Regions from separate parts of the Homo sapiens genome. Here regions 1, 2 and 4 are each linked to region 3. A link is an interaction called in ENCODE POLR2A ChIA-PET data of the cell type or tissue named here. Cell type or tissue: B cell. All regions are shown on one strand.

Region 1 (2,500 bases), 270 kb after region 3:
TATCTTCTTCCTGTAAATGTCATGGAACATTCTACCTTGCTTTTTCCTTACTAGACACCCAATTAAATTCCAATCATGATAACACCTTCCCTGGCTCTAAACCATACATGAATATGTAGATCACTATGAAGCTGTACACTATTAAACAAAACAGAAACAAAGCAAAAAACCAGCTGAAGCCTCTGTAAAGACCTGCTGGATGCCTGGATGTTCTAACTTAACCATCCCCACCACCTGCGCATCTGAGATTCAGCCTTGTGATTCCAAGCCCAGTCCCACCTCTCCGGAGAGACCATCTGGAGCCTGGCCAGCGGCTCACCATCAGGGCAGGCGGGCAGCCTTGCTGATGATTCTGCTGTAACAGCAGAGTCCCGCATCCCAGGCTGTGGCCTCCACATTCCTCTGTAACTGGGCCTTACCTAGGACTCCACTCTGCCAATGACTGGATCGCTGTCCCCCTAAGCCTTATTTCTCTGTGACCACTCATCTGCCCCACCACACATATCCACAGTGTCCACTGGCCACTTGTCTCTCTACCAAACATCCCTCCTAAGACAGACACCCAGGATCTTGGGTGCCATTAGGACCCCTGGCAGACATCTGTGCACATCATCAGTCCCTCCCCCCGGGGCTGACCTCATCCCTGTCTATGCTGGCCCCTTGCCTTCTTTGGTTCACCCTCCTGGCTGCTACTCAAGCCTCAGTTATGAGCAAATTAAAGAAAAGAATTAGCACAAGAGACATGGGAGCTGCCTCAGCCTGCACCCCTGTGTCAGTCGCGGCCCTGCTTGTGTGATCCTGGAGCCCAGCTTGTTTCTTGCTCTGGAGAAGACCAGCAACGTGAGGCCCAAGACTGCCAGACCTGTCTGTGCTGCTCAGAAATGTGAACTGGTGAAGCGTGACTCCAGTAGGTGTTACCTGCATATCCTTGAGACTTTCTCACAAATCACAGGCCTGTCTTTAGAGACCTAACTCCAAGATCTACAGTCAAGATAATGGTCCCTCTGAAGGGGCCAGGATGTATCCAAATTCATAAATCTCTTCGTTTTCAAGACAATATCATTAACTGTGGGAGCTATGGTACATTCAAGGCTGAGCCATGTGTGGGATGGGAAGAACTCAGGAGACACAGGTGGATGGACAGTGAGTTAGGCGGGGATGAGGGGCAGACTCCCATGCTGGCTCTGGACATCGAATTTGGGTGGTAGCCAGAAAGAAGTGATCTTGTGAACGGAGGGCACAAGTTTAAAAACCTCGAACAATTCAGAGTGTCACTCATAACTGCCCAAAATGAGGGGGCGGGGGCGGGGCCGCCCCACCCTACCCCATTTCTGCCAGCAATTCTGTGACTTATATCATGTCACAGGTTGCTCTTGGTGTGTGTTTAACTTGCTTGAATCTAATCATGAGGGGGTGGGGCAGGGAACATCAAAGGATGTGAGTTACTCTCATCCCTCATCTTGGAAAGAGAGCATTCCATCGCCACACTACAAAAAGGTGCCCAGGATGCCAAGGGAAGACAATAGCCAAAGACTCGCTGAAAACCGCTAAGTGAAAGTTAAAAAGGATTTCATGAAGGTGTGCATTGCAACAGCAGAACATTGAAGATACAGCTCCTTCAGCGCCCGGCTTCTCTCCCTGCCTAGCTGCTGTTGAGCAAGCAGTCTCTCTGCCTCTGCCCTTCTCTCTGCAGAGACACTACTCCTGGGTCCCTGCCAGGACAGCACTGAAGGGAATCCCGAAGAATCTTTAGGCAAATGGTGATGTGCAGGGCAACAAGGAGGAACAAGGTGTTTGGGGACTGAACAAACTGTGATTTAATTCATCTAATGCTGGTGTCAAGCAGGGCTGCTATGTGATGGGAATGAGATGCACCCATCGTAAGCTGTTAAAAGAAAGCTTGGGGAAGGAGGAAAGAGAAAGGAAGAAGGGGAAAACAGATATCCAGGCTAAAAACAGTTTGTGAGAATTGCTTTTTCGGCTGTCTGAACCACCACAACAAAAGTTCTTATACCCACATCACCAGCATTACAATAAAAATGGAAAAGAAAAGGAAGCAGCCAGGAGAGTTTTAAAGAGGCCTGGCAGTGTCTGGCCATCCCCTTGGTACTGCATGCTGCCAATTTCAAGGAGACACAACTTCTGACAAGCTCCCTGTACCCATGGCTCTCTCAAGATTAGCTGTCATTGGCTTTTCAGCGCTAGGCTATCTTTAAGTTCAGATAACTGCACTTATTTGGCTCTGTCCAGAGGAATAAGACCAGGATGTGATTTGCAAACCAGAAATGTCATCTCATCTGCCACTGTCCACAGCATTTTCCCAACACAGGACCCAGAGAACACCCAGACTGGCTATATAACTCTGCTGACCAGCATCGATGCCACTTTACAAAGTCTTTATTTTATTTATTTATTTTTTTTGAGACACAGTCTCGCTCTGTCACCCAGGCTGGAGTGTAGTGGCATGATCTAAGCTCACTGCGACCTCCGCCTCCTGGCT
Region 2 (2,500 bases), 390 kb after region 3:
GTCCCTGCTGTCATGTGTTCACTCACTTGAGCTTGTTTCTTGCTGAATTATCTGCTCATCTTATAGATTCCAATGGTAACAAAAAATAAATTAGGACAAAGACTACAAGAAAGATTCTGATGAGAGGAATCCACGTGGGGGATGATCCCCTCGGAGATGTGGCATCCAAAACTATACTAGGTCTCAACATGGGGATCACCTACATTCCTGGTGAAAATTCCTCTCTTGGTGCACACTGCACTTAATGGTTTATATCACTGACTTGATTGTTTTCCCAGACATTTCACATCTTTGCCTTTCATCTCTTCAAAGAGTTAATAACTCCCCATTAGAATATGCATATATATTGCAGTGCTAGAAAATAAGTAGAGGAACTTAATAACTTATTGTGAAACATAGAAGCATACCTTGCTTTAATAAAACTTCATGCCTTGTTCCCTTTCTCTATTTGCCTATAAAAACCCAGAACTCTCAATCACTTGCTTACCAGACATTCTGAAATTGAGAAGCAAAAGAAACCTTCTCCTACCTCGGGGCATAAGCTCTGGCCACCCATCCCATTTGGATCGTCAGGTTTTAACAGGCTACACACTTATAAACAAATTCTTATACACCTCTAAGTTCTTCTCCCCTGCTCTCTGCTTCTCCCTTGTCCCTCTGCTCCCTCCGGTCTTCTCTCTGTGTGCCATCATGGCGTGTCCGCAGTCTGACCCACTAGCCGGGAGGCCACTGAGAGGTGGGCTGGGACACTGGAAAATGAGCTTCATTTAGAAATTAAGCTCAAATCATAAGTTCTGCCTCTCTTAAAAGCTATTACCATTGACAATGAACAGCTCTGCTTCCTCTTCACGTTCTCTTAAAGCCATCATGAGCCCCTGCCTTCCACCCCAGCCTGCCAATTACACACTCCTGTCAGGGGACTTTCACTTTTAACTGCTTTTTACAGACATAAGTGAAAGTACTAAAAATTAAAAGCTGAAAGGAGATGAAAAGAAACATGCTTCAAACTCCTTCTCAGCCATTACGAATCAACAGGAGCTAAACATCAGATTTTTTTTTTTTAAAGAGCTTCCTTTTTATGAACAAGTAAAACGTATGTAGAAGAGAATACCTCAAACCCCAAATGGGTTGTGCATGTAACATTTTAACTCGTGTGCCCAGTTCCTAAGTAAATGTTACCAGTGTGACCACACTTAACAGTGGAAAGCTAGTCAGCCATGGCAGAGTTCAGCAACTGCTATTGTTAACCACACTGTAAATGTGTTAGAAGCCATCACTTTTTTTGCTGCCAAATTCTGAAACCTCTGTCTCTGAAAGGCTGCAAGCACTGTATTCACAGAGAAGGTAGGTGGCAGAAAGGGGTTAAAGAGGTTAGGTGTCTGTGTGAATCGGATTTTAGAAAGATCTAAAACTCCAAACAGCAGTGTGCATGCACTCAAATGTGCAAAACTGGAAAAAGTCATCCTATGTTGAAAAATCAAAGCCATTTACAGTAGACATGTATCCAGGAAAGGGGGCAGTCTTTAAATATATGGTTAGCCTCTTAGCCTCTCTCTGTGAAAAACTCTGGATTGCCAAGAGCAACACTGAAGATTTACTGTTATAGTCAGATTTCCCCTGCTATCTTATTGTTCACGAACTTTCAGAGCGATTCTCCATCTAGCTGTTTTCATGAATGCCTCAGTGATCAACCACTGAAGCAGATGACCTTTCTCACCAGTTGCCATGTCTATTAGCTAAATCTGCTCTTTCCCCTCAAAGCAGATCCTTCCCAGGCTCCAAGCATCTTCGTGTAATGTTATGAAGGTTTGTATATGCTGGGTGTCCACAGAGTGATACCCGTCTGGAATCTTAGGCAGTGGTGGGAGGTGCTAGAGACAAACCAGGGAAGCTTCTGCACTGATCCCAACCAAAACATGGGGAAGGAGCCTGCAGAATTGTAAACAGAAGACAATTCGGTGGTTAAGAGGCTGTGCCCAGCCCCACTCTCTCTAGCTGCCCATTTGAATGTTGGACCAACAGTGGGGCATTCACAAATCTTGAGAGTCAAGGTTCAGGTTTTAGTTTCAACTCACAGTGGGGTTCCTCTATTCTGCTGGCCTTGTTTTCTCTCTGCTAAAAAACTTCCGTTAGAGTGACTCTCCTGACCCCACACCCTGCCCTTTACTGAGTCCCGCTAGGAGCTCAGTACTCCCTAGGAGGAGCAAGTTACTTGCTGGTCCATATTTCTGGATGAGGCGGAGCTGATCTACTAAAAGACCTTGAAGTTGGGAATAGGCTTTCTTGCCCTGCTCTCCACTGGGACAGCTGAGAGACTATGCTTGTTATGCAGACCCCACCATTCTCCAGGTTGGGCTGGAGGGGAGGGAGGGAGAGCAGGTCCTCTTGATGCAGATGCAAAGCCATGTGATTCCATCAGCTGAGGAGAAATAAAGCTGACATTCTCTTTCCTTCACCTGTTTCAATGTCTTAATTTGCTTAAAACTCAGGTGGAAAAGAA
Region 3 (2,500 bases):
TGAGACTGTGGGACTTCCAGGGTTAGCTCAGGAAAGGCAATGCTGCTTCCTCTTTGTTTGCTGGGACACTTGCCTTTAGAGCCTTAAGCCATAGTGTATGAAGTCTGACTGCTCTGAGGCCACCATGCTGTGTAGAAGCCCAGGCCACCTGGAGAGGCCACGTATGGGTGTTCCAGCTGCAGCCACAGCTGAGGTCCCAGCTGACAGCCAGTATCATCTACTGGACACATGGATGCCTCCAGGTGATTCCGGTCATATTGAGTCAACCCCCGGTGTTCATGCACCCAGTCAAGGCCCCAGACGTGGAGCAGAGCCAAGCTGTCCCTGATGTGTTCTATCCAAATTCCTGACCCACAGAATTTGGGAGCATAATAAAACAGTTGCTTTATGCAACTATGGTCATAGTGATTTGTTACACGTTGATAGTAACTTAAATGTGAAGGCTGCATAGAATCACGGTTAATAAGGAATCCAGAACCCATCTGCTTGACTCCCCCATTTACCACCACCTCCGCAACCTGGTGCAAGGTATTTCAACTCTTGTGCCTCAATTTTCTCATTGGTAAATTGTAGGTACTATTAGTGCCTACCTAATATGGGTTACTGTGAATATTCAGTGATTCAGAAAGTGCTTAAAACACTGCGTGGTACCCAGTAAACGCTCCATAAAGATTTGCTGTTCTATTCCAAAGCCTTTCCTGACCACTGTAGCCCATGGTGATGTCTTCTCTTATTCAATCCCTCATCGGGCACCACTCACCTTTCCCCAGGGACGACTGTTGGGTTGTCTAAGAATGTCTTCTCTCCCTGGCCTGACTGCTGGGGTCTTCAGGGCAGGGAACAGCATGCATCTGGCATCTCAACAGCTGTGGGCACAGAGCTTTGCACAGAATGGATGTTCTAAAGTATATGTTGAAGAAGAAAAACACAAGGCACAGACAGGCACATGAATGGCTCTCATTGGTTCAGTGCCAACGACAGCTCGGGAGGGCTGGTAACTCTCCATCCTCAGTGTGCTCTGCCTAAGATAATCCTCCTCCCTGGCACTTCTCTTCTATTATGCTCTTCATCCGCTCTCTTATGTTCCAGTCTTTTTGGAAGATTTTGGTTCAATGAGTTCCTTTCACGCTCAGTGTCAAAAGTACCTTGTTGCATTTCCTGATAAACAGTTGTTTGGACATATGGAAATTCCTAGCATTGCTCAAAGTTGACACGAGTATGGGAAATAGTCATTACCTCATCCTGCTAGCATGAGAGTTCCTGGATGCAGGTATTTTTGAAAGTAAATTGGCCTGGAGGAGCCAAGATGGCCGAATAGGAACAGCTCCGGTCTACAGCTCCCAGCGTGAGCGACGCAGAAGACGGTGATTTCTGCATTTCCATCTGAGGTACCGGGTTCATCTCACTAGGGAGTGCCAGAGAGCGGGCGCAGGTCAGTGGGTGCGCGCACCGTGTGCGAGCCGAAGCAGGGCGAGGCACTGCCTCACTCGGGAAGCGCAAGGGGTCAGGGAGTTCCCTTTCCGAGTCAAAGAAAGGGGTGACGGACGGCACCTGGAAAATCGGGTCACTCCCACCCGAATACTGCGCTTTTCCGACGGGCTTAAAAAACGGCGCACCGCCTGTAGTCCCAGCTACTCGGGAGGCTGAGGCAGGAGAATGGCGTGAACCCGGGAAGCGGAGCTTGCAGTGAGCCGAGATTGCGCCACTGCAGTCCGCAGTCCGGCCTGGGCGACAGAGCGAGACTCCGTCTCAAAAAAAAACAAACAAAAAAAAAAACAAAACAAAAAAAAACAGCGCACCACGAGATTATATCCGGCACCTGGCTCGGAGGGTCCTACGCCCACGGAGTCTCGCTGATTGCTAGCACAGCAGTCTGAGATCAAACTGCAAGGCGGCAGCGAGGCTGGGGGAGGGGCGCCCGCCATTGCCCAGGCTTACTTAGGTAAACAAAGCAGCCGGGAAGCTCGAACTGGGCGGAGCCCACCACAGCTCAAGGAGGCCTGCCTGCCTCTGTAGGCTCCACCTCTGGGGGCAGGGCACAGACAAACAAAAAGACAGCAGTAACCTGTGCAGACTTAAATGTCCCTGTCTGACAGCTTTGAAGAGAGCACTGGTTCTCCCAGCACGCAGCTGGAGATCTGAGAACGGGCAGACTGCCTCCTCAAGTGGGTCCCTGACCCCTGACCCCCGAGCAGCCTAACTGGGAGGCACCCCCCAGCAGGGGCACACAGACACCTCACACGGCAGGGTACTCCAACAGACCTGCAGCTGAGTGTCCTGTCTGTTAGAAGGAAAACTGACAAACAGAAAGGACATCCACACCAAAAACCCATCTGTACATCACCATCATCAAAGACCAAAAGTAGATAAAACCACAAAGATGGGGAAAAAACAGAACAGAAAAACTGGAAACTCTAAAAAGCAGACCGCCTCTCCTCCTCCAAAGGAATGCAGTTCCTCACCAGCAACGGAACAAAGCTGGATGGAGAATGACTTTGAC
Region 4 (2,500 bases), 320 kb after region 3:
AAATTGTCAAAACTTTAAACAAATAATGCAAGTCAACTTTCAATATCATCGTCTCTTCTCATTTCCTCACATATCCACCAAAATAAACACCTTAGGAAGATGTTCCAACTATTCAAATCTAGATAGCACTTTCTAGATAGAACATTTTATTCTATCTTTTTTCTTTCACTTTTCAGTCCTTGGTCAAGGAAGAAATATTTTCTGCTTAACAGACAGAAACATTTGGGAGAACAGACCTCCAAAAGCTTAATACAGCTATGATTAAAAAGAAATAACAATGTGAGTTTGGCTTTTGCTGATGACTAGCATTTACATAACCTGTCCTTAAGCAAGGTTCAAGAATTGAAGGATCCTTAAAGAGTCCAGCATGTTGGGCAGGCAGGGAAGAAACACTGTATGCCTGACCCTGACATCCGTCTTCTACCTCTCTCCCCAACCCCTGTTAATGCAGTCCTCTTTTCTGGAGGAAGCTTTCCTTTATCTTACCTGTTGACCTTTGCACTCTGTCCTCTTGACAGCCATTCCCAAGCATCAACCCATGCCAGTGCTTGCTCAGCAACTACCTCTCCCCCATAACAATATGCCCTGACTTCACCTCCCCTGGACCATCCTCTCTTAAAGGGCTCAGCTCTGACTCATCCTCCACAGTAAACAACCCTGTTCCAACTTCTCACTTCTATCTTGGCCTGAGTTGTCACTTGGGCCAGCCATACCTAAGACCAGTTGCTCAGCTGAAGACTTGACTATGCCAATTAAAACAAACAAAACAAAGACAATGACCACTACCACCACCACAATGAAGTTGTTTAAATTCACATTTTTATATTCCTGCTCAAATACGGTGGCTCACGCCTGTAATCCCAGCACTCTGGGAAGCCGAGGTGGGTGGATCAGTTGAGCTCAGCATGGACAATGTGGCGAAACCCCATCTCCACAAAAACTATACAAAAATTAGCCGGGCATGGGGGCATATGCTTATAGTCCCAACTACTCAGGAGGCTGAGGTGGGAGGATCGACCGAGCCCAGTTGGTCAAGGATGCAGAGAGCCATGACTGTGCCACTGCACTCCAGCCTGGGCAACAGAGTGAGAACCTGTCTCAAAAAAAAAAAAAAAATTATACTCCTGTACTCACCTGGCCAAAATTGAACTCATCATCTTCTTCTCCAGACCTGTTTTTTCTCCTGTTTCTCATCTACCCAGCTCCCAAGGCAGAAACCTAGGAACCATTTTCTTTCTGGCTCATGTTTACCTACTGTGATTAAACACCCACTTTACCCAGGTCAATCCCAGTTTGCACCGAGACATGCAACACAGTTATTAACAGTGCCCCTGCAAGTCTCAAAGGCAGCCAGACCCCAATTTAGGTGTTAAGCCATAGGGTCACTCTGCCTCTGCCTCACATAAGGATCCAAGATCTTTCAATGTTTTCTCCTAAAATTTCCTGAGCCCAACCCTACCTTCTAGTCTCTCTGTTACTACCCTACATGATATCACATCATTTCTTCTGTGCCGGGCCTCGAGTGGGCTCCTAGCCTCATGGCCCCAATCTATCCTCATCTTATCCGCACTGGGATCTGTCTAAAATAGAAATCTGATCACAAAATTGGATGTCTTGCTAATTGCCTTACAGAAACCATTCAAAGCCTAAGCTTTGCGAGCTAAGTTTGCCACTGCCCACATTCCCCACACTAACTCAGCACACTCTGCTATAAACACCCTACACTGAACCACAGACTATGGCTGTCTCACGCCTCCAGGACTTTGCTCACACTTCTGTCTCCTTCCCATTACTGGACTGATTGCCTGCCACACAGTGCAGACTCCTCAGGCCTAGCTACCTTTATCAAGCACCTATACATATTAATGCCCCTCCCTCACTAGTGCGGGAGCTATCTGAAGGCAGGAAACTATACTTCCTGTGTCCCCAGGGTCAAGCACGGTGCCTGGCACAAGAGCAGATGCTCAGAAATGTTTTATAAATAATTAATAACGCTCTTGTGTTTGGGATAAATCCTGTTGAATGTCACATACATCAACAAAAATCTTAATAAAGAGCAGAGAAATCACTCCCATTGTGGATTTATGCAGCCTGGGACCATTTCCCCCTTGCTATGTTGACAGTTGAACGTGAATCAGAACCGCATATTACAAGAGTGACAAGAGACAGAGTGAAAGAAAATGCCACATAGAGAAAAACAGCAAGAGACACAGACAGAAAGGGGGAAGGACAGAGACAGACCAGACAGAAGCAGAGAGAGGGCTTGCACTCTGCACTGTTCACATAATCACAAGTCAACAGAGAAACACTCATCTCTTTTCACAACAACTTTTTTAAGCTGGCAAGATTAAGTCAAGATGAATGTCAGGAGTAACAATGCAATCTGAGGTACACAGAAGAGGAGATAGGAAAATCCTACTCACTTTCATAGCATCCTAGAATAAGGAGTGGCCTTTGAGAGTATCTGAACTTATTTTACCAGTGAGAAAATGTAGTGACA

The links. Peaks named below come from ENCODE experiments on the same cell type or tissue, not always from the same donor. Only the 100,000 strongest peaks of a DNase experiment are listed, where the experiment ranks them.
Region 1: POLR2A ChIA-PET joins it to region 3 with 9 read pairs; 4 of 35 experiments call an interaction of 5 or more read pairs at or near these places.
Region 2: POLR2A ChIA-PET joins it to region 3 with 9 read pairs; 1 of 35 experiments calls an interaction of 5 or more read pairs at or near these places.
Region 4: POLR2A ChIA-PET joins it to region 3 with 6 read pairs; 2 of 35 experiments call an interaction of 5 or more read pairs at or near these places.

Annotation. Positions count from the first base shown.
Region 1 is chr6:5,623,633-5,626,132 of GRCh38, reverse strand. All of the region lies in intron 6 of FARS2 (phenylalanyl-tRNA synthetase 2, mitochondrial), which reads right to left. Among named protein-coding and RNA genes, the nearest start is that of FARS2-AS1, 170 kb to the right of the region's middle. In B cell, no CTCF peak of the experiment used is centred here; no DNase peak of the experiment used is centred here; H3K27ac peaks cover 55 bases.
Region 2 is chr6:5,505,949-5,508,448 of GRCh38, reverse strand. All of the region lies in intron 4 of FARS2 (phenylalanyl-tRNA synthetase 2, mitochondrial), which reads right to left. Among named protein-coding and RNA genes, the nearest start is that of FARS2-AS1, 49 kb to the right of the region's middle. RefSeq lists an enhancer at 953-1,082. In B cell, no CTCF peak of the experiment used is centred here; DNase peaks (open chromatin) are centred at 1,068, 1,678 and 1,928; H3K4me3 peaks cover 1,527 bases; H3K27ac peaks cover 2,500 bases.
Region 3 is chr6:5,891,208-5,893,707 of GRCh38, reverse strand. LOC107986516 (a long non-coding RNA gene) reads right to left here and starts at 2,140. Exons shown (of 2, transcript XR_007059427.1): 1 at 761-2,140. RefSeq lists an enhancer at 1,573-2,202. In B cell, a CTCF peak has its summit at 1,419; a DNase peak (open chromatin) is centred at 1,230; H3K4me3 peaks cover 763 bases; H3K27ac peaks cover 1,175 bases.
Region 4 is chr6:5,567,855-5,570,354 of GRCh38, reverse strand. The region is part of intron 5 of FARS2 (phenylalanyl-tRNA synthetase 2, mitochondrial); the gene reads right to left. Among named protein-coding and RNA genes, the nearest start is that of FARS2-AS1, 110 kb to the right of the region's middle. In B cell, no CTCF peak of the experiment used is centred here; no DNase peak of the experiment used is centred here.